Regions from separate parts of the Homo sapiens genome. Here all the other regions are linked to region 4. The links are chromatin contacts, found by Hi-C or POLR2A ChIA-PET in ENCODE. All regions are on one chromosome and are shown on one strand. Each heading gives the region's core, a stretch centred on a gene start or an enhancer-like site at or near the end of the contact. The rest is flanking DNA. Distances are from core to core; before and after follow the strand shown. Region 1 holds the start of CHPF (chondroitin polymerizing factor). Region 2 holds the start of TUBA4B (tubulin alpha 4b). Region 3 holds the start of COL4A4 (collagen type IV alpha 4 chain). Region 4 holds the start of MRPL44 (mitochondrial ribosomal protein L44). Region 5 holds the start of STK11IP (serine/threonine kinase 11 interacting protein).

Region 1 (3,993 bases), core at 1,464-3,963, 4.4 Mb after region 4:
GGGGTGATCAGATAATGAGGTTATGGGAATTAGAGAGGAGTAACCAGGGATCAAGACTAGGAGTAATAGAGGGGGTCAGAGGGATGGAAGGTAATGACATAACTGGAGGTGAGAGGAGGTGGAGGTCACTAAGGCTTACATGAGGTCACACAGAATCAAAGAGAAGGAAACAGTGTTTGTGGAGTTTCAGAAATAAGGAGGTTATAGGGCCATTAGGCCCATTAGAGATACTTGAAAGGGTGAGGGAAGTGGAGATTCTGAATAGTTGGAAAGATGGAAATCAGAGATGGGGGTCAAGGAGTCAGAGAGAGCCAAAAAGAAAGATAACAGAGGAGAGTCACTTCCAGGAGTGGGGGGAAGTATGAGAGTCCAGGAGGCTCGTGATCAGAGAGAGGAGTAGGGCGTGGACAAGGGCTCAGAGTCCATGAGCCTGGGCGTAGTGACATCCAAGAGGGGTAGGATGTCAGGAAGCCCAGGAGAGGGAATATGAGGCTGCATTGAGCAACATGCAGAGGGAGTGGGTACAGATATGGAGGGGGTGAGGTGATACAGAATCCTTGGAGGCCCAGAACGTGTCCTGAACCCTTGCGGGGGGCACTTCCTCCTGCCTACTCTTCAGTTGTTCAGCCCAGAGTTTGGGGGAGGAATGGGAGGGACCATCTGGCTCCCAACCCTGTCTACCCACCCATTGCAGGGGGAGGCTGCAGAACACAAGTCTTGCACTACCTCTGCTCAACCTGGAACCCCAGCCCCCAAGACTCATTTGCCCCCACTGGTCCCACTCACCTACAATTCTCCTGGAGGCTTTCTTTGGGCCCCCAGCCCATAGAGCTCACTCTCCTCTCTGAAGTTCTGTAACTCTTGCTGCAAAGCCACTGGTCACTTACTCCCATTATACTGGGCCACTAGCCCATCTGGCACCTTTATGCATATTAGAAAAAGGTGTGCCTTTCTCTAGGCAAAGCAGCTTTGTGCCAAGGCCCAGAGTTTGTCAGAGCATGAGCTGGACTTTAGCCCCCACTTGCCCACTCAGCTGAGCTCCCTTATTTAGTACCCGTCCTGTACAAGTATTCACAGCAGCTCTGATTACCGGAGCCTGCCTTGTAGGCTGGATGGATGTGTGTGACCACCATCCAGCCCACTCTAATATGTATCCCAGGTGTAAATGCTCCAGGGAGTCTCCTCCCTGTCAGACAATATGCCCTGTGGTAAGGGACCATGTGTAATAACCCTGCTAAGTGTTTTCAGTGGCTACCTAGCACAGTTAGCCAAACACATCCTCACAATAGCTACAATTTATTGAATGCTTACTAATTCTTACAACACTACATGAGACAAATATTGTGATCATTGTTCAGATGAGAAAACTGAGGCTCAGACAGATTAATGTGCCCAAGACATCACAATTAGTAACTGCAAAGCTAAGTAAATTCACACTCAGGTGTGCCTAATCCAAAAACCTGTTTTTCCTATAATCTAGAGTCTAGACAATCTATAAATGTGTGGGATGAAAGAAAAGGAAGAATTATTCATGATGGTAGAGGGATTCAGAGAAGACTTGGGGGCCCAGAAAAAGAACTCGGGGAAACACTGGGGAGCCCAGGTGAGGGATGAGATGGGGATCTCACCGAAGAAGCAGTAGACGACTCCAAACAAACAGCACATGATGCAGACGAGGGCCGGCAGTGCCTGGTACCTGCGCTCCAGGGGCTGTTCACAAGGTGCACCCCAGAAGGCATCATCTGGCTCAGGGGGCAGCAGCTGGAACCGCAGTGTTGCCACAGTCCCCGGCATAGTGCTGGGAATAGAAGGGAGTCACCCTCCCAAGTTAACCTGACAGAGGGAAAGTTGGGGTCACGGAGGAGTCCTGGGTCCCCACCAGGATGGGGGTGGGAGAGGGATTGGGAGAACTCAGCAAGGACAGTGGACAAAGGAATAGTATCCACATTTGTGCAGCTCCGGAAGCATCTCTGGAGTGGGGAGCAAAGACAAAGGGAAACAAAAGTGCCTGGCTAGTGGAGGCTGGGATGAAGTTAAAAGAGGGACGGGAGTCGGGGGGATGAAGGGAGCGTGCTGCCAGTGAGAAGGAGGCAGCCAAGAGATTCATCTGTGGGCGGCTCAATATGGGATTGTCCAAGATTTACCTGGGCTGGAGGCGACCTGAGCTTCTGAGTGAAAGAGGCTGTGCAGAGGCCCGAGGGGCCGGGGTTGCGGGGCGCCAGAGGCTCCAACTGACTGGGGTCCAGGGAAAGTCCGTCGTGCGAGGAAGGGGGCTGCTGGGCCGGAGAGAATGGTGTCGGCGCGGTGGCGGCGCCGCTCCACGTCCAACACCGGCTGGCACTCCAGTCCCGCGGCGTCCGGGAACTCGGGCTGGGCCTGAGGAAGGGGAAGGCGCAGGAGCCGGGGCTCGGGCCGCCCCAGAACCGCGGCCCCATGCCCTGAGCCCGCCCGCGGCCTTTGGTGCTGATGGACAGCTCCGGCCTCTGCTCCTGACGTCACTCAGGGCGCACCATCCAGGCAGGGGCGGGCTGCTTCTGACGTCACATGGGACGCACCAACCACGCCGCGGGAGGCAGGGGACTCCGCCCCCGGCGTCTCCCTCTCCCGCACTGAGGAGGGGGCACTTCCGGGGGTCCTTCCCCTTTAACCTCCCCCTTCTCCTCCCTCTCCGGTAGCGAGAGCCCGAGACCCCACCCCGGGGGCGGGGCCCTTGCAGTGACACGTCGGACAGCTGCGGCCGCGGCTGAGGCTCCAGTGCCGAGCGCAAGAACCCTGCGCAGCCCAGAGCAGCTGCTGGAGGGGAATCGAGGCGCGGCTCCGGGGATTCGGCTCGGGCCGCTGGCTCTGCTCTGCGGGGAGGGAGCGGGCCCGCCCGCGGGGCCCGAGCCCTCCGGATCCGCCCCCTCCCCGGTCCCGCCCCCTCGGAGACTCCTCTGGCTGCTCTGGGGGTTCGCCGGGGCCGGGGACCCGCGGTCCGGGCGCCATGCGGGCATCGCTGCTGCTGTCGGTGCTGCGGCCCGCAGGGCCCGTGGCCGTGGGCATCTCCCTGGGCTTCACCCTGAGCCTGCTCAGCGTCACCTGGGTGGAGGAGCCGTGCGGCCCAGGCCCGCCCCAACCTGGAGACTCTGAGCTGCCGCCGCGCGGCAACACCAACGCGGCGCGCCGGCCCAACTCGGTGCAGCCCGGAGCGGAGCGCGAGAAGCCCGGGGCCGGCGAAGGCGCCGGGGAGAATTGGGAGCCGCGCGTCTTGCCCTACCACCCTGCACAGCCCGGCCAGGCCGCCAAAAAGGCCGTCAGGTAGTGATCGGCTGCGCCCGCTCTACCCCCTGGGCAGCGGCCGGGAAGCGCGCGGGGAGGTCGCCCGGGCCCGGGTCAGGCTCCGGAAGGAAGGGGCTGGCGAGCCAGGAAGTCTTTGGGCCCCGATAACTTCCGATGGCCCTGCCTTCCCGAGAGCCGTGGGGCCAGTCCGAGACTTTCTCTGGGCCCTATCCCGGCCTGGGCTGAACTTACTGGACTGTGTCCTAAACCGGCTCGACCCGATGGCGCCCCAGAGATCCTACTAGCTCCCTGGCTGGGCTGCTGGTGTTAGAGAAATGACTTATATATAGGGTGAGTGTATAGAGACAGGGGAAGAGAAAGGAGAGAACTAGGATTTACCTGGATCTCTTGTTCCTGAGTGGGTTACAAGGGCCACCTCAGGGTGAGATGGGGGAGGGAGGAATGTACCTATCTCATTAATGTCTCTGCTGATGAGTTGAAATAACTTCTAAGTAACATTGGGTTCAAATGCTGGTTCTGCAATTTACCTTCTGCCTTACCAAAAGGTAAGTTCCTAGAGCCCCTGAGTGCAGTTTGCCCCTCCCCGCAAAAACACTCAGTACACCCCTATGCCAAACGTTCCTTTATGTCATTTATGTGAGGCATTTGTGGCATAATGGCATATTTATATAGAAATGAGTAGATACATGGTGTGTCCAGCGTTTGGCTGGGTGC
Region 2 (3,925 bases), core at 890-3,389, 4.7 Mb after region 4:
CTGTAATCCCAGCTACTCCAGAGGCTGAGGCAGGAGAATCGCTAGAACCCGCGAGGCAGGTGTTGAGGTGAGCCGAAATCGTGCCATTGCACTCCAGCCTGGGCAACAAGAGCGAAACTCCATCTCAAAAATAGATAAATAAATAAAATAAGCTGGGCATGGTGTTGGTGCACGCCTGTGGTCTCAGCTACTGAGGAGGCTGAGGTGGAAGGATGAGGTAGAAGGATGGCCTTGAGCCGGGAGATGGAGGTTGCAATGAGCTGAGATTGCACCACTGCACTCTAGCCTGGGTGACACAGCAAGACACTGACTCAAAAGAGAGAGAGAGAGAGAGAAAGAGAAAGCAGAAGTAGCTTGAAAAGATGGGGTGGAGAGAACGGAATGAAATGTAGAAAGAAGGGCTTCTGCGGAGACCAGGGGCTGAGTGCTGAGACCATTAAGGTGCGGGTTGCAGATCCTGCTCTTGGGTTAGAGACAGAAGAGACCAAGAGTCAGAATCATCCAAGATATGAGAATCTCGATTTTCTTCTTTTCTCTTCAGAGGCAACAGACATTTTGATAGCTTACAACAATGTTTCCACTATGACATCACTGTCTCCTTTTCACCCACGAAAATGTCAAGGACTCAGTGAGGTTAAGTCACTTGCTCAAGGTCACACAGGGTAGCCTGGAGGAGAATCCAGGTCCTGAGGTCCCCCGGTCAGCGCTCCCGCAGTTCTGGCAGCAGGGGAGTGGGCAGGTGCCCTCAGCGAGGGCATCATAGTGACTGCGCTGATGACAGCGCCACTGACCCGCGGGCGGCCGGCGAGCCGCGGCAGATTCCGGGGTCGGCCCCGGCAGACAGGCTGCGGGGCTCGACTCTGCGGGAGCGCCTAAGGCATTGGCAATCTGGGGCTCAGGCTGTGCAGTTCTGGGTCCTCGGCCGCCCACAGGCGTCGGCGAAAGGCTGCCGCCCCGGCCGGGGACCAGGAAGCGTCAGGCAGCTGGCAAGGGCTCCCCGGGGACGCGCCACAGCCTCACAGCCGGCCCGAGTCTCCTGGGAGGCAGGGCTGGAAGGGCAGGGGTGAAGGCCAGCTGTGGCCGCTTGGGAAGGACCGCCTCGCCTGCTCCCGACCTAAGTCAGAACACCTGGATGACCGGTGCCTCCAGGACGCAGGTGCAGGTGAGACTCGCCCTGCCACAGCACCCTGCATCTCCGCGGAGGCCCTCGGGAGCCCAGCGTGTCTGCTCAAAACGAGGAAAGAATGGTTAAAGCCCGAATCGCGACTCTTAATCCCAGCGGGACAGGTGAGGGACCCCCGCGCAGCTTGGGGAGGGTACCAGGCCAGGCTCCGCCCCTCGGGGGGGCCGCTTACCCTCCCGGGAGGCGTGGCCTGCGGGCCGCCCAGCCTCTAGTGGGCGAGCGGGGAACGCGGGCCCCGCCCCCCCCCCGCCTATAAGGGCGGTGCGGCACTGCAGCTAGCGCAGTTCTCACTGAGACCTGTCACCCCGACTCAACGTGAGACGCACCGCCCGGACTCACCATGGTGAGTGCGGCCCGGCCGGGGTCGCGCCTGTCCCCTAATTGCCCCTCTCCTTTGGGGGACACTTCTTCCAGGCATGCTCGGGGACCTCCACCGGGCGTTCCGGGTCTCCAGGAGGTGCGAGGGTTTTGCATCCTCCCTCCCCAACCCCCTCCTGGTGACTTTGGCCGAGCCGTATAGTTCACCTTCGGTGGCTGGGGTTGGGGCTTGGGGTGGAGTGCGACTCTTCAGTAACAGAGAGGAACCCTTCCTGGCACTCTGCTCCTGCCTTACGAGCATTTGTGTCCCGACTCTGTATGAGAGTCACGCGGGCCCGCGCCCCGTCCTTTCCGCGGGCAAAAGAAGACGGGTTTGGCTGCCCTCTTACATCCCCAGTCCCTGGTCCTCAGCACTGACCGAGCACGTGCTTGGCGCTAGAAGGTGGAAGGGGTCAGGTTACCTGGTGCCGCATCCCCCTTTCCTCTGTGTATGCATTCCAACTATCCACAGAACCACCCCCCCCCCGTGACTCAGCACCCCGCGTCTGAGCTGAGAGGGTTGGTGGGAACGGGGTTCGGCCTCCTGAAGCGAGCTGGCCCTCTCCAGCCGAAGCCCGGGTGCGCGGATGGGCAGAGACAGCTGGCGCTGAGCACTGCGCGGGCCGAGGCCAGGTTGGGGGGAGGGGAGAGAGGTGCATGTAGGGGGTGGTATTTATAGCCCAGGAGCGGGGGCCGAAACCCAATCCCCGCTTTGGGCTGGGAAATAACTGTAAAGACTCCAGAGGGAGAGCGGATGTAGGGCTGGGCTGCAGGATGGCGCCCATCCTGCCCGGGACAAGGCGGGTCACCTCTGGGGCCTCACCGCAGGTTCCACTTCCTTTCTGGGTATTTGGAAACCGTCACCCCGCCATTTCGGTGTGGGAAGAGCGCGCGGGCCCTGCCGGACTTTAGTGCTTTAGGGGTTAATTTCGGGCTGACAGGGACGGAGCCTAAGGCAGTGAGCGCCCCAGTACCCTCAAACCTTATTGCTGGCCCCTGCTGTCTGAGCTTACAAGCATTACCGCCGCTATTTCCGTGCGGGCTGACACGGGAGATGAAAGTGGTGAAGACACCCAGGGTGCGGGGGTGGAGGTGGGGAGAGGAGCCAGATGGGATTGATCCCCAGAGCCAGATGGGATTTAAAGGTGAGGGAGGAGGGCATCCTGATGGCGTGTGGTCAGTTGATGCCAGATTGGATGGCTGAGACACCTCTGCAGCTTACAGGAAAGAAAGAGGGAAAGGGTTCTATGAATTCTAGCTGTTCATACTCAAAGCAAATAATTAATCAAGTGGGGGGGGGGCCTCTAGCTGTAAACCCATACCTCTAGGAAACCTTTTGTCATGTGGAGCCACAGTGCTCACTTGACAGATTCCCCACTGAGAAGTGGGCTAAGAGGTTGGCCTGCATTGCTGGGTGCCTCCAGGTGGGGAGTCCTGTACCTGGGAGCCCGGGCAGGCTGCTACTCTCTTCTCACCTCTGCCCAGCCCCAACCCTCCACTCTTGCCAACTGAGTCATCCTAGCTGGTAGATGATAGGGTGGAAGAGAGACTCGCAAGGTGAGGACTTGTGGATGTGGGGCTCATGCTGTGTCCCCTCTCTCTATCCCTCAGCGTGAATGCATCTCAGTCCACGTGGGGCAGGCAGGTGTCCAGATGGGCAATGCCTGCTGGGAGCTCTATTGCTTGGAACATGGGATTCAGCCTGATGGGCAGATGCCCAGTGACAAGACCATTGGTGGAGGGGACGACTCCTTCACCACCTTCTTCTGTGAAACTGGTGCTGGAAAACACGTACCCCGGGCAGTTTTTGTGGATCTGGAGCCTACGGTCATTGGTGAGAGGAAGTGGGGACAAAATTGAAGGGGGTGGAGCATGACTCAAAGCTTCTCCCTGGAGAGAGAGGGTATTTAGACCAGGCATTCCTAGCCCTGAAAATTCCTAGCCGTACTTGAAGCTGCAGAAGGCAAGCTGATCTGAGACTGGCCTGGGCAGCTGGTCTGGGTTTCTCTCACACTCTGGTATCTCAGGCTGGCAGGAGGATGAGTCCTTCCATGCATCTGGCCACAGCTACCACCCTGGGGGAGGAAGGTCCCTGCTGAGCATAGCTTTGTGGTTTTTGCCCTTCCAGATGAGATCCGAAATGGCCCATACCGACAGCTCTTCCACCCAGAGCAGCTCATCACTGGGAAAGAGGATGCTGCCAACAACTATGCCCGTGGTCACTATACCATTGGCAAGGAGATCATTGACCCAGTGCTGGATCGGATCCGCAAGCTGGTGAGAGTGTGTCTTGGGAGGGAGGGAACTTTTGAGACTGTGCTAATGGTCAGGAATATTTTTTTTCAGATCCTTTCAGGAGGTCATCTCTAACTATACATGGTCTCG
Region 3 (3,518 bases), core at 359-2,858, 3.2 Mb before region 4:
TTAAATAGGAAAAACATATAGAACCTATATGTGACCATAGGTTCTAAAATTCTTTTCATGTAACATATATAAATATTTATGTGACCGTTAATTTCCAATCATAATCTCAATGATAACATTTGTAAAAACATCTGCTCATCCTTGGAAATGAAATTTCCTATGCCACGTTATCACCCAAATCAACTTTTTAAAGTGTAAAAATAACAAGTATCTGAAAAGTTAAAGTTTACTTTCACAAGGTAAAATCAAGTGAGTCAACTCTAGGAGGCACAATCGTTTTGAGGACAATCAATTTCTATTTAATGGCAAAGAATAAGAAATATGGGATGGATTTAAATAAATCCAGTTTCACTCAAATTCCAAGTCAAAAATCAAATCAAAGTGTCAGATTGCTTAAATGATTCTAACCTGAGTTCGATTTCTAAGGTGCTCTTAATTTTTCAGTGATAGCATTTGCTTTTCCCAACAATAGCAAAGGAAAACTGGAGGGCAAGTTTTGCAAGGAAGAAACTGAGCCCCAGAGAGGTCAGGGTTTAGTGTGACGTCCCAGCTAGGAAGTGGCGGCTGGGACTCCCTGCAGGTGTCTCCTGCCAGCCCTCTGTGCGCTGGGCCAAGCTGCTTGATTTGATTCACCAGCGTGACACCGTGCATCTCCACATCCGGTGTTCTCACGTATCATCCCTGGCGATTATCTATGTGTCTATTTTTTAATTTACTGACCTCTGGAGGCCTGTCCCCGCCATCCCTGACTCCTAGGCACTGGACAAGCCCCCTCCTCGCCTCTTCCCCCAGCCCCGCGCATTCCACCTGTTCCGGGGCATCCCCGCTTGCTCCCTTCCGCTCGCTGCCTGTCCCGGGACCTGCGTGAAGCCCTCAGCCTCGCCACTAGCCCGGCAGCCGCTCCACTACCGCGCCGCTGCGGGTGGGGCCAGCGCGTCCCCCGGACGCGTGGAGGAGGGATGGAAGTGCGGGGGTGGGGGTCGCGCAGCCCCCACTCACCTTGCTGGCTGCGGGCGCCGCCGCCAGGAGCACCAGCAGGAGCGGCAGCAGGAGCACCTGCGGCCTGGGGGCGGTCCGGGCGCTCATGGTGGGCGCGCGCTCAGAGCCTGGGCGAGTCCGGGGACCCTCAGGCTCTCAGGCCACCGCGTCTCCTGCGCAGCGCGGCTCTGGGAGCCCGGCTGGAAAGCTCGCCTCGCCACTCGGCCGGGGCGGGTTTTGTAGGGCTCGGTCGCGCGGTTCGTCCCTCCCCACCCAGGCTTTTTGGTTGTGGCTTCAAGGGAGGGAAGACGTGGCTCAGGTCCCGCCCTCATACCCCCTCCCTCCCAACTTACCAGGCAGTGTCCCTTCTACCCGGGCATCGTGCCCAGGAGGCGAGAAAGGGCTGGGCGCCTGAGGGGCAGGTGGGCGCGGATCCAGGGTAAGGGGTTAAGGAGGTGATGCTCCCAAGGTCCGGGGGCCCAGGCGGGGAAGTGGGGTGCGGTCGGAGGTGGGGCGTTTGGGGGTGTGCGGTGGGGAGGTGGCTGCGCGGTGGGGAGGTGGCTGCGCAGGGTGGAGGGAGTGGCCAGCGGCCCTGCCCAGATTAAGCGGGAGGCGCGCCGGGCGTCTGCACTCGGGAGGCCCCGCTTGTTCCCCGCGCCCGCGGCGGTCCGCGTTCCCCGCCTCCAGCCCGCCTCCAACTTGCGGCCGCCGGGCTTGGCTGCGAGAGCGCCGCGAAGAGGCAGCGGGGCGCGGGTGGATTGGGGCTGGAGGTGCGCGTCCCGTGGGGTGGCAAGGCGGCAGCTCCTGGCGCTGCGGGCGTCCCCACAGGTAAGGCGCCCATAGGTGGGGCAACCGCTGTCCCGGGGCCCCGGCACCTGCCTGGGAGGGGCAGTGGAGGGAGCGTGGCATTCAAGGGGTGGTGGCGGGCCCAGCTGGGGAGTTGTGGCCCGGGGGTCACCAGAGGAGAGCGCGTCTGGCTCCTGGGCTTGTCTGCCTGGGCTTTAACTGGGTGCTGTGTGTTTTGATTAATTTGGAGGCTCGAGTTACCGGCCTGGCAGTCGGGGCACTCCAAAATGCCAAGAGAAAGAGGCAGCTGAGGAGAAAGAGAAAGCCCATCTTATTCTCCGCTGAGTTGAACTGCTTTTCAGGCCAAATCTTATCTGCGGAAATGCAGGGCAAAACAAGACTCAGCTCTGGTCAGGGTGCGCTCTTCCTGGGGGTGGCCTGCGATGCAAATGTGCCAGGGCACGGTCCTCCAGCCGGCTCTCGCCGTTTCCTGTGCTACGGACCACACTGGCTCTGGTAAAGCAATTAGACTGTTTCTCAGAAGAATGTTGTGAAATGCATAAAATACAATTAAATCAGAATCAGTTTTATTGGAATGCAATTATGGAAGTCCTCAAGTCGTGATATAGTAACTAACACAGGTGCATCATCATTATTGCATTAAATAGCTTGATTTAACAGCAGGCCGATTAAGCAACAGTAATGTCAAAGTAGTGATGTCTGCAAATGGTATTTTGAGATAATAGCCCAAACTGAAATGTGACATGAAAATACCGGTGGGTGCAAATTATCAAGAACTGCCAATACTACTGTGCTCTGTTGCCTGTGCTCATAAGGGAAGGACATGTTGAACTTCTGTGACATGTTACTAAAAGTAAAGATGCAACTTATTTTCCTATGTGAGTTTCCTATACAGATCACCTGAATTCCATCCTCAGGTTAAGAATCTTTGCTTTGGAACAGTGTTGCTGATATTTGCTGCAATTGGCTTCAGACACCAAGTATGATCATGCAGTTGGTCACTGATTTTAGGGAACCACTTGCTTGCAGTTAAATTTGGGATCTATTGGTATCTTAGAACTTTGTAGCCATGCAGGTAGGCAAAACCCTAACAGTGAATGAAGACACTCCTCCCATTCTTTTTATTTTGACTATAGCATGAATCTTACAGTCTTCTTTCTGTCTTTTATGCCAGTGATTCTCAACTATCGTTGTGCATTAGAATCTTTGGGAGGATAAAACAATGTTGCTACCCAGACCATTCCAAGCCAATTTTATCAGACTCTCTAGCTGTTTTAAAATTTCCTGTACATTCCCATGCACAATCAAGTATGAGAGCTCCTGTTTTCACGAACATGTGAAAATTTCACGCACATGTTGAATTAGGATATATTCTTAGTAGAATAATAAAAAGCACATATATTAAACTCTTCATTACAACTTGGGAACACTGCGGAATTTATGACCATATCGCAGATGTTGCTGTGTGGTATGCAGTAGCTTCTTTCCATTGGTAGGGAAGGTTCTTCTGGAAACTTCTGCCACTCTTGTGGAATGAAACGGTAGGTGTTCTGTTGATGAGGTGACAGTGTCCAAGAGTTCTGAGAGTCACATGATTATGTTTCACAAACTGACAGTATTTAATTTTAAAAAGTACAAACAAAAAAATCTCAATGCTAATGTTAAATGCTTCTCTTTGCCAAATTCCAGAAGATTCCTCAATTTGAATTTTAATTGCCTTTTCCTGAAACCAA
Region 4 (3,620 bases), core at 302-2,801:
GGTCTATTGTGCTTCACAGATTTATTGCATTTTATTTTTACAAACTGAAGGTCTGTAGCAATTCTGCATGTGCTCACTTTGTGTCTCTGTGTTACCATTTTTTAGCAATAAAGTATTTTAAATTAAGGTACATATATTGCTTTTTAGACACTACTACTGTACACTTAATAAACTACAGAATAGTATAAACATAACTTAGGTATACACTGGGAAACTAAAAAAGTCATGTGACTCGTTTTATTGTCGTGGTCTAGAACCAACCCTACAATATGTATGAGGTATACCTGTATCTGCATATAACCTATGCACATCCTCCTGTATACTTTAAGTCATCTCTGGATTACTTATACGTAACACAATATAAAACCCCTTTAAGAAACAAAGGGAAGCAAAGTATGAAAACCTAGGTTGAAAGTCGTAAGATATACATATAACATATACACCTATATAATCTGTCCAACCCATAAAGTTTCTTCCACCTTTGAGAGCCTAAAATACTTAATCTTATAATAAACAAGGGAATGGGAATTAAGAAGAGATTTTATTTTTTGCTATAATCTTCTCTGTTAGAAGACCGTTCCTACTGGTAGGAGTACAAAGTGGATCAACATTTTTTGGAGGGCAATGTTAAAGTACTAATAGCTTTCAAAATTTCATACTACACATGCGTCCCCTTTACGCGCTGTTACATAGGTTTTAATGGCAATAATATGGAGCTCATAGGCCCATATATACAGAGCCATAAAAAAGAGTGAGGTACATATCTTTGTAATACCATGACAACATGTCAAACACACATTATTAAAGAGAAAAAGCAAGATGAAGGAATTTAAATTATGTAAAGTATGATCTGGTTTGAAGCTATAAAAACCTGTGTCTCTCTCTGCCAAACCTGTTACCAGAACAGCATTAATTAGGGCAAAAATCTAAAGCTAACTTTTTTTCCTTTTACTCTAGACAGCAGAATTCAGGTTGTAGATTAATTTTTTTTCTCCTTAATTTACGATGCTGTGGGCTGCTTTCTTCCCGCTTATCGGAATTCTCAGGCATTACAAACGGGGACTACAACATCCAAGTCCACATAAGGAAGACCCTCCAGTTAGCCCCATTTCTCCCAATTTTCAGTAGCCAAAATCCTAAATGGTAGTTTCAAAACGTCGGGAACAGCCCGAAGCTCTACCGCCCGCGGCACAAATCCATTTTTTTTGCCTCAGGCCCCGCGCCCACAGCTCACGGGTGTCTCCATCGCAAACTTCCTAAGGCTTAACCCAGGGGCGCATCAGCCGCAGACACGACGCCGCGGGAAGAAGACCCAGTGTCTGCGACCGCCACCCTGAGACCTCTTCCCGAGGTGGCTCCTACCGGCGCACGGGCGGCGGCGGGCACCGCAGAAGGCGCTGCCGCTCTAACTCCTTCTGGAAGCGGAAGGCGGCGCGGAATCCCTTCTTCACTCCCCGAACCGGAGGGACCAGCTTGGGGGCGACTGGAGCCAGGAGGCAGCGATGTCCCTGCTGCAGCAATCTTACCAGCCCGGACGCCATTGCACGAGAGAAAACGATGGAAGACGGAACGAAAGTAGTCGGGCCAGTGTCCCCGTAACACACTTCCCCCGGAACCCGGAACGCGGAACGCGAAGAGAAGGCTGGGGCGGAGACAGCCCCCGGGGCGGGGCGACTGAGAGAGGGCAGGGGCGGAGACAGCCCCGGGGCGGGGTGATTGCGGCCGCCTTGAGGCTACGCTTGCGCTAGTTCTCTCCTCTCTTCGAGTTACTTTCCAATGATCCGGACTTGAGGGCGTTTGCGCCCAAAAGTTTCTGGGAGAAGTTGCTTCACCCTGTCACTCTCTTGTTCCTTCCTCTCTCGTTACAGCAAAACAAACAAAAATCTGTTTCGCTTTCAGGTTAAGGAAACATTTAAATCCTCAAAAAAAGAAAACATTTTTAATTTATATTTAGTGTTCTAGGCCACTACTGAGCAAGTATTTACCGAGCTTCTATTTTTGACCCAGCACGCCTCCAAAAGCCTTAGTTTTGGAAACCCTAGACTCAGAAATGTTGGCTTATCCAAAATTAAAATTTTTCTTTAAAAGCAATCTAATAGTACATATTTTTAAACATCCGGAAAATGACTGGAAAAAAACATAAAACGGTAATAGGGGAATTACAGTTTCTTCCTTCTTTATGTTAACACTCTTTAACAATGTAATTCTATTGCTTTCCTACCAAACTGTTAATACAGTACAATTTTTAAAAGAACATATTAAGTCACAAAGGGAGGCTTGTTTGAATTCCCAGTTTTGAGTTGCCTGCTGAACATCTAGACCCTCAAAGGGGCAATGCTTTCTGTGATCTCTTTGTTAAAGGCATCTGTGTCCCCAGCAGTCACCCAGATTGAACTCCTATGTCTTTGATTGTTTTTGTTTCGACAAACCCCCTCTTCGGTGCAGTTTCCACCAAGTGCTTTTTCCATTTATTTCCACTGCAGGTACCTGGTGGCTCTCCTCACCTCTTTCCGTGGTTAGTGTAATTGGCCTGGTACCTTCCTCCCTTCCCCAGACACAGCTCACCTACATTCATCTCTCTGAAACACAGACCACAAAGCATGTTATGACTTAGCCCGAGAATCTTCAGTGCCAGGATCATAGAACTCAATTTGGGTTTCTCAGCTTGACCATTTCAAAAGGGAGAATCTAAATGGTTCATCTCAGCTTATAAAAGGGTTCCCTTTGGGGAGGGAGAGAGCAAAAGAGGGGCTGAGCACACACCAAAAAACAAACTGATGGATTTCTGGTTGAAGGAAATTCTCCAAGAAGGGGTGAAAGGAGGTTACGATTGACCTTCTTGTTTCAATGTATGTAAAGTATTGAAAATTCATGGAACATCAATCCAATAAATGGATTAGGAGAAAATGCAGGGAACTGTCATTTCTGTAGAATTTCATTTATTAGGAAAAATAATCTAAGCCAGTTGTAGCACAATCATGTTAAGTTAAAATGAGGTGTCTCTGTGTTGAGAGTTTCTCAGTCATACAACAACGAGAGCATCATTTGCAGATTAAAAAAATGTAGGTCCTCAAAAGATTTCTTCTACTAATGCCCTTCATGGAACTTAGGAATTAACCAGTTTTTTAAAATCTGCTCATACATTTGTCTATTTATTCAATAAACACATAATAGGAGGAGGACTTGGTTCCAGGATCCAGGCTCAGAAAACTTTAAGGAAGAAAAAGGCCAATGTGTTTTTCAGCCCTCAAAAACCTGATTTTTCCTTTAACCTGCTGTTAGCCCTAATTTGATCAAAGCTCACAGATGTCAACAACTTTCGAGTTTTCATTGGGTTAAGGTCAGGTGGAAGGGTGGGGAAAAGTCACACTTAGGAAGAGGAGGTGAGGCGATTGAGGGTTCACTTTAACCCTTGGGGAACACAACCTTTTGTGTTTTGATGCCAGGGATATTGCTTATATATTCCTTCAATGATGGTGAAGGCAGCTGGAATACGGGGCACAGAAAGATGGATAACAAAGTTAGTAAGCTCTGCTATAGGACCTTCCTGAACAATCAAGCAATTCTGAACCACCTGGGATTACTCACCACTACTTCATAGATTAGCTAAGGAATAACTA
Region 5 (4,044 bases), core at 694-3,193, 4.4 Mb after region 4:
ATCATACCACTGCACTCCAGCCTGGGTGACAGAGCGAGACTCCATCTCAAAAAAAAAAAAAAATTCAGGACACTGATGTTGGTACAATATGTATATATAGCTATATGCTGTTTATATAAATTCCTGCAGCCACGCAATCAAGATACAAAACTATTCTGCTGCCACAAAGCTCTTCTCCTGCTACCTCCTTGTAGTCACACATTCACACACCCACCATTCATCACTGAATAAATTAACAAGTCCTACAACCTGACATGAAGGATTCTGTATGTACTAGACACTGAGGATAGATACAGACATGGTTCAAGGACTCTTCCCACGTTCAAAGGGCCTCCTAGTTGTCTCCTCCCAGAGAAGGATATAAGACATTTGCAAAGTTATCAATACAAGCCAGGAAATGAAACTGCTACTGGCCAGGTGCTGTGGCTCACGACTTTAATCCTAGCACTTTGGGAGGCCAAGGCAGGTTAATCACTTGAGGTCAGGAGTTCAAGACCAACCTGGCCAACATGGTGAAACCCCGTCTCTACTAAAAATACAAAAATTAGCCGGTCATGGTGGTGCACACCTGTAGTCCCAGCTACTCAGGAGGCTGAGGCAGGAGAATCACTTCGTCCCAGGAGGTGGAGGTTGCAGTGAGCTGAGATTGCGCCACTGCACTCCAGCCTGGGTGACACAGCAAGACTCTGTCTCAAAAAAAAGAAAAGAAAGAAAAGAAAACTGCTATAAAGAGAGCTTCCACAGATATCGTCAATAGGAGCATGGAGTGATGGAGGACAGCTAACATTAACTGTAGTATGTACCAGATGACTTTGGTATCTCATTCAAACCTTCTCAGAATCTCTCAAAGAGAAGCACTATTAACCCCATCTTACAGATATGAAAATTGAGGTTCAAAAAAGTGAAAAATCTTGATGGAGATCATATAATTGGTAGGAAGTTACTTCTCCTATCTGATCTCAAAGCCAAGGCTTTTTCTACCACAACTAATGCCAACCAAGTATTCAACAACTACTGTGGCTCCATTATGCCCAGGCACAGTGCCAAGCATCAGGGAAATCATTACAATAACAATAGCTCCCAACTGTAAGCAGTTACTATACTTGCAGGCATTGTACTAAATACATGAATTAAAACGAATCCCCACAAATGTTAAGTACAATCACTATGCCAATCTGTGAGGAAAACTGAGCCTCAGGAAACAGTATGGCAAGTTTGAAAGAGGGTTGATATTCCAACCCAAGTGGGTCCGACTCCAAATCTCGTGCTTCTATCTACTGTATTTAGTACCTTGCTACACAATAATGATTATGACCGAGATCAGTCCCTGGTCCTGAGGGGCTTTTAGTCAGGTAATGATCACTTCCTTCTGACAGTGTCAGAGAAGGCACGGAGGGAGGGATACCGCCCTTTGGCCTCAAAGGACGGCTAGAGTTTAGGCTATCACAGGCAAAGGACACTGTAAGGGCGAACAAACCTGGGAAAAGTAAAGAAATTGAACTCTGACACCTGGTGACCCTACCAGTCGTAACTCCATGACTCTCAGGGCGTGTCTCCAGAAAGCACCACCCCCACCTCGTCCGAGGTCCGAGGCCCAGCCCAACCGGAAGTCCACTCACCGGACTCCCGCAGCAACCCCGCGAGCTTCCACAACAGGGAGTCCCTCTGAGCGGTCGTCATGGCCACGGGACGCTGGGGGGCGGAGCCTGGGGGGGGAAAGAGGAAGCGGAAGAGCCTCAGGTGGGCGGTAGTGCCAAAAGCCCAGGGCGTCCGCGCAAACCGAGGCGTCATGCGGAGAAAAAGGCGAGAAAGAAAAGAGAGGAAGAGCATCCTCCTGGCCGCCCTTTCGAGGAACATAAGTCCTGGTCAGACATACCGAACCTCCCCGTCTGGTCCTCCTACCAGCTCAGCTGCCCGGCGCCTATCAATGATGGAAAGGAAGTCCCGCCCCGGAAGAAAATCGAGCCAAGGGACGACCGGAAAACATGTCTCTGCCGCCGGAAACCGCGCCGTAGATCATGCAAACGAATCGAAAAGGGGCGGTGCGGGGGCTGTCTCCTGACCGCGGTGGTGGCTGCAGTGGTTCCCTGGGCTTCCTGGCCCGGAGCTGGGCACCCATTATTCCCCCGCCCTGCGCAGCCTGGGGCTCCCGCTTGGCTTTCGGCGAGCCTACCGCGCCGGTGAGGAAACCCTGACTCGTTTGCAAACTGGGCGGGGAAGCAAAGTTTAGAGAAATGGAGCTTTGTTAGATAAAAATTTTTTCAACGCAAACAGTCATTTTCCAGTGAAAGGAGAGCGTATCCGCCGTAGGATGGACTTAGATCGTGTAAAAGCTGAGGCCACCGAGGATATAACCTCCGGGGTCCTTTGCCTCCTTTTCCTTAGACTCCCTCCAAACTCGTGTATCTTTCCTTCAGCAGTACTGGGCTCCACGCGAACCTAGTCCTTTGTCTTTACCCTATTACCTTTCATAACATCCTAGTTGAAAAGTAGTTATTCAACCGCGTTTGAAAATGAGAACAGGTTCACAGAGGCTAGGTTACTTGCGAAGGTCGTTCAATTAGTAACCAGTAGCGCCAGGACTGCCAGTTTCTTGCTTCCGAATTCTCATGGTAGCTTTCACCAGGCTCCCCGTCAAATGCTAACGTCAACTACTGAACTAGATTAGCAAAAAGGTCTTTTAACAGAATTCCTGGTTTTCAGAGAGAGTTTCTTTCATGAAGCGCCCCATTTCTACAGAGGAAAATCAAAATGAATCCTAAGCCAGTTGAAAGGAGGGATAGGATCATAGTCATCTTTATCCCAAGTTGCCAGATTTGAAAGATTTTATTTTCTCAAGACAAAATATTTGAAATGGCAAATATTTCAAATATTTTGAATATTTGAACCACACAATTTCGCATTCATGGCATACTACTTGTGCTCTGAGCTGAAAGCCTTTTAGGTTAAATAAAGTAAGTGGAGATACATCCGAAGCAGCAGTGTTGAGCTCAGAAAAACAATACCCCAAAATACGGCGCTTTGGTATGCTGACTATTTTGAACTAAAAGAGACTGGAAGGCCTCAGGCACAGTCTCTCCGACCTTTTCCTGCCCTCCTGTCTCCCAGCCTTCTTTCTTCCCCAAGGCAAGCCATAGAAACCAGAATTCCTCTTCCCCAAGATGAGTCACAGAAACTAGAAGCCCTCTCCCCCAAAGCCAGCCATAAAACCTAAACTTCCCCCCACCTTTCTATGTAAGAGCTGGCCGTGGCCTGGCGCGGTGGCTCACGCCTGTAATCCCAGCACTTTGGGAGGCCGAGGCCAGCAGATCACCAGAGGTCGGGAGTTCGAGACCAGCCCAACCAACATGGAGAAACCCTGTGTCTTCTAAAAATACAAAATTAGCCGGGCATGGTAGTGCATGCCTGTAATCCCAGCTATTCGGGAGGCTGAGGCAGGAGAATCGCTTGAACCCGGGAGACAGAGGTTGCTGTGAGCCGAGATCACGCCATTGCACTCCAGCCTGGGCAACAGGAGGGAAACTCAGTCCAAAAAACAAGCTGGCCGTAAAGAACTTCTCTGGCCTACCTTGTCTGATAGGCCGTAAGACCCTCATTCTGGAAGAGATCCTGCCTCATACCTGGGAGGAAGGAATGCTACACAGAAAGACCTCGTTGGGTTTCCACCTGCTGTCTGTTACTATTAAGTGGCACACTTTTTGCCCAACCACATTACTGCAGGCTGTCCATTTTTCATAGAATCTAAGCATTAAAAACAAGTTTTCCCTGGCTCTTTGGGTAGCCATTTCTGAAGGCTCCCATGTCATGTAAAACTTTGATTAAATAAACTTCTTAGTTTATTTTAGATTTTTCTCTTAACCTATCTTGTTATACGAGCTCTGACCCTTATGATGAGGAAGAAAGGCATCACAACTTTTCAGCCCCTACAACAGCTAACTAGTATGCAAATATAAAGTCAGAGTAAGAGCTCAGTATATTTTGTTGAATTATTAATCCCATAACCTGACGATTGTCAGTCCCTGTTTATTAATCATCTGGAACTTA

Evidence for each region. Hi-C counts contacts between places; a loop is a spot of excess contacts on that map. ChIA-PET counts read pairs that join two places held with the same protein, here RNA polymerase II (POLR2A). Pooled maps may share reads with other maps.
Region 1: a map of CD8-positive, alpha-beta T cell shows a loop between it and region 4 (21-fold over the local background). The contact joins the promoter of CHPF here to the promoter of MRPL44 in region 4. A Hi-C loop is called at or near these places in 1 of 168 maps with a recorded cell type or tissue (CD8-positive, alpha-beta T cell), 1 of 37 single-sample maps with no recorded cell type and 6 of 50 pooled maps.
Region 2: a pooled map shows a loop between it and region 4 (5-fold over the local background). The contact joins the promoter of TUBA4B here to the promoter of MRPL44 in region 4. A Hi-C loop is called at or near these places in 2 of 50 pooled maps. POLR2A ChIA-PET finds 5 or more read pairs at or near these places in 2 of 52 experiments (activated T-cell and activated naive CD4-positive, alpha-beta T cell).
Region 3: a loop to region 4 is called in a map with no recorded cell type, with 7 times the contacts of the local background. The contact joins the promoter of COL4A4 here to the promoter of MRPL44 in region 4. A Hi-C loop is called at or near these places in 1 of 37 single-sample maps with no recorded cell type and 2 of 50 pooled maps. POLR2A ChIA-PET finds 5 or more read pairs at or near these places in 2 of 52 experiments (K562 and activated B cell).
Region 5: a loop to region 4 is called in a map of CD8-positive, alpha-beta T cell, with 20 times the contacts of the local background. The contact joins the promoter of STK11IP here to the promoter of MRPL44 in region 4. A Hi-C loop is called at or near these places in 4 of 168 maps with a recorded cell type or tissue (CD4-positive, alpha-beta T cell, CD8-positive, alpha-beta T cell and naive thymus-derived CD4-positive, alpha-beta T cell), 1 of 37 single-sample maps with no recorded cell type and 10 of 50 pooled maps.

Annotation. Positions count from the first base shown.
Region 1 is chr2:219,542,529-219,546,521 of GRCh38, reverse strand. It overlaps CHPF (chondroitin polymerizing factor), which reads left to right and starts at 2,713. Exons shown (of 4, transcript NM_024536.6): 1 at 2,713-3,297. The coding sequence starts at 2,984. It overlaps TMEM198 (transmembrane protein 198), which reads right to left and starts at 2,494. Exons shown (of 5, transcript NM_001005209.3): 1 at 2,145-2,494; 2 at 1,629-1,833. The coding sequence starts at 1,794. RefSeq lists silencers at 2,292-2,431, 2,472-3,181, 3,192-3,281.
Region 2 is chr2:219,251,457-219,255,381 of GRCh38, reverse strand. TUBA4B (tubulin alpha 4b) reads right to left here and starts at 2,139. Exons shown (of 4, transcript NM_001355221.1): 1 at 1,963-2,139. The coding sequence starts at 1,974. It overlaps TUBA4A (tubulin alpha 4a), which reads left to right and starts at 1,464. Exons shown (of 4, transcript NM_006000.3): 1 at 1,464-1,526; 2 at 3,152-3,374; 3 at 3,669-3,817. The coding sequence starts at 1,524. RefSeq lists enhancers at 412-481, 1,912-1,971, 2,002-2,081 and a silencer at 1,132-1,501.
Region 3 is chr2:227,162,295-227,165,812 of GRCh38, reverse strand. It overlaps COL4A4 (collagen type IV alpha 4 chain), which reads left to right and starts at 1,608. Exons shown (of 48, transcript NM_000092.5): 1 at 1,608-1,806. COL4A3 (collagen type IV alpha 3 chain) reads right to left here and starts at 1,189. Exons shown (of 52, transcript NM_000091.5): 1 at 1,000-1,189. The coding sequence starts at 1,086. RefSeq lists silencers at 956-1,135, 1,356-1,735 and enhancers at 2,006-2,105, 1,380-2,281.
Region 4 is chr2:223,955,394-223,959,013 of GRCh38, reverse strand. MRPL44 (mitochondrial ribosomal protein L44) reads right to left here and starts at 1,551. Exons shown (of 4, transcript NM_022915.5): 1 at 1,363-1,551. The coding sequence starts at 1,541. RefSeq lists an enhancer at 1,467-1,636 and a silencer at 1,707-1,776.
Region 5 is chr2:219,595,756-219,599,799 of GRCh38, reverse strand. STK11IP (serine/threonine kinase 11 interacting protein) reads right to left here and starts at 1,943. Exons shown (of 25, transcript NM_052902.4): 1 at 1,877-1,943; 2 at 1,620-1,706. The coding sequence starts at 1,680. RefSeq lists enhancers at 1,502-1,561, 1,772-1,991.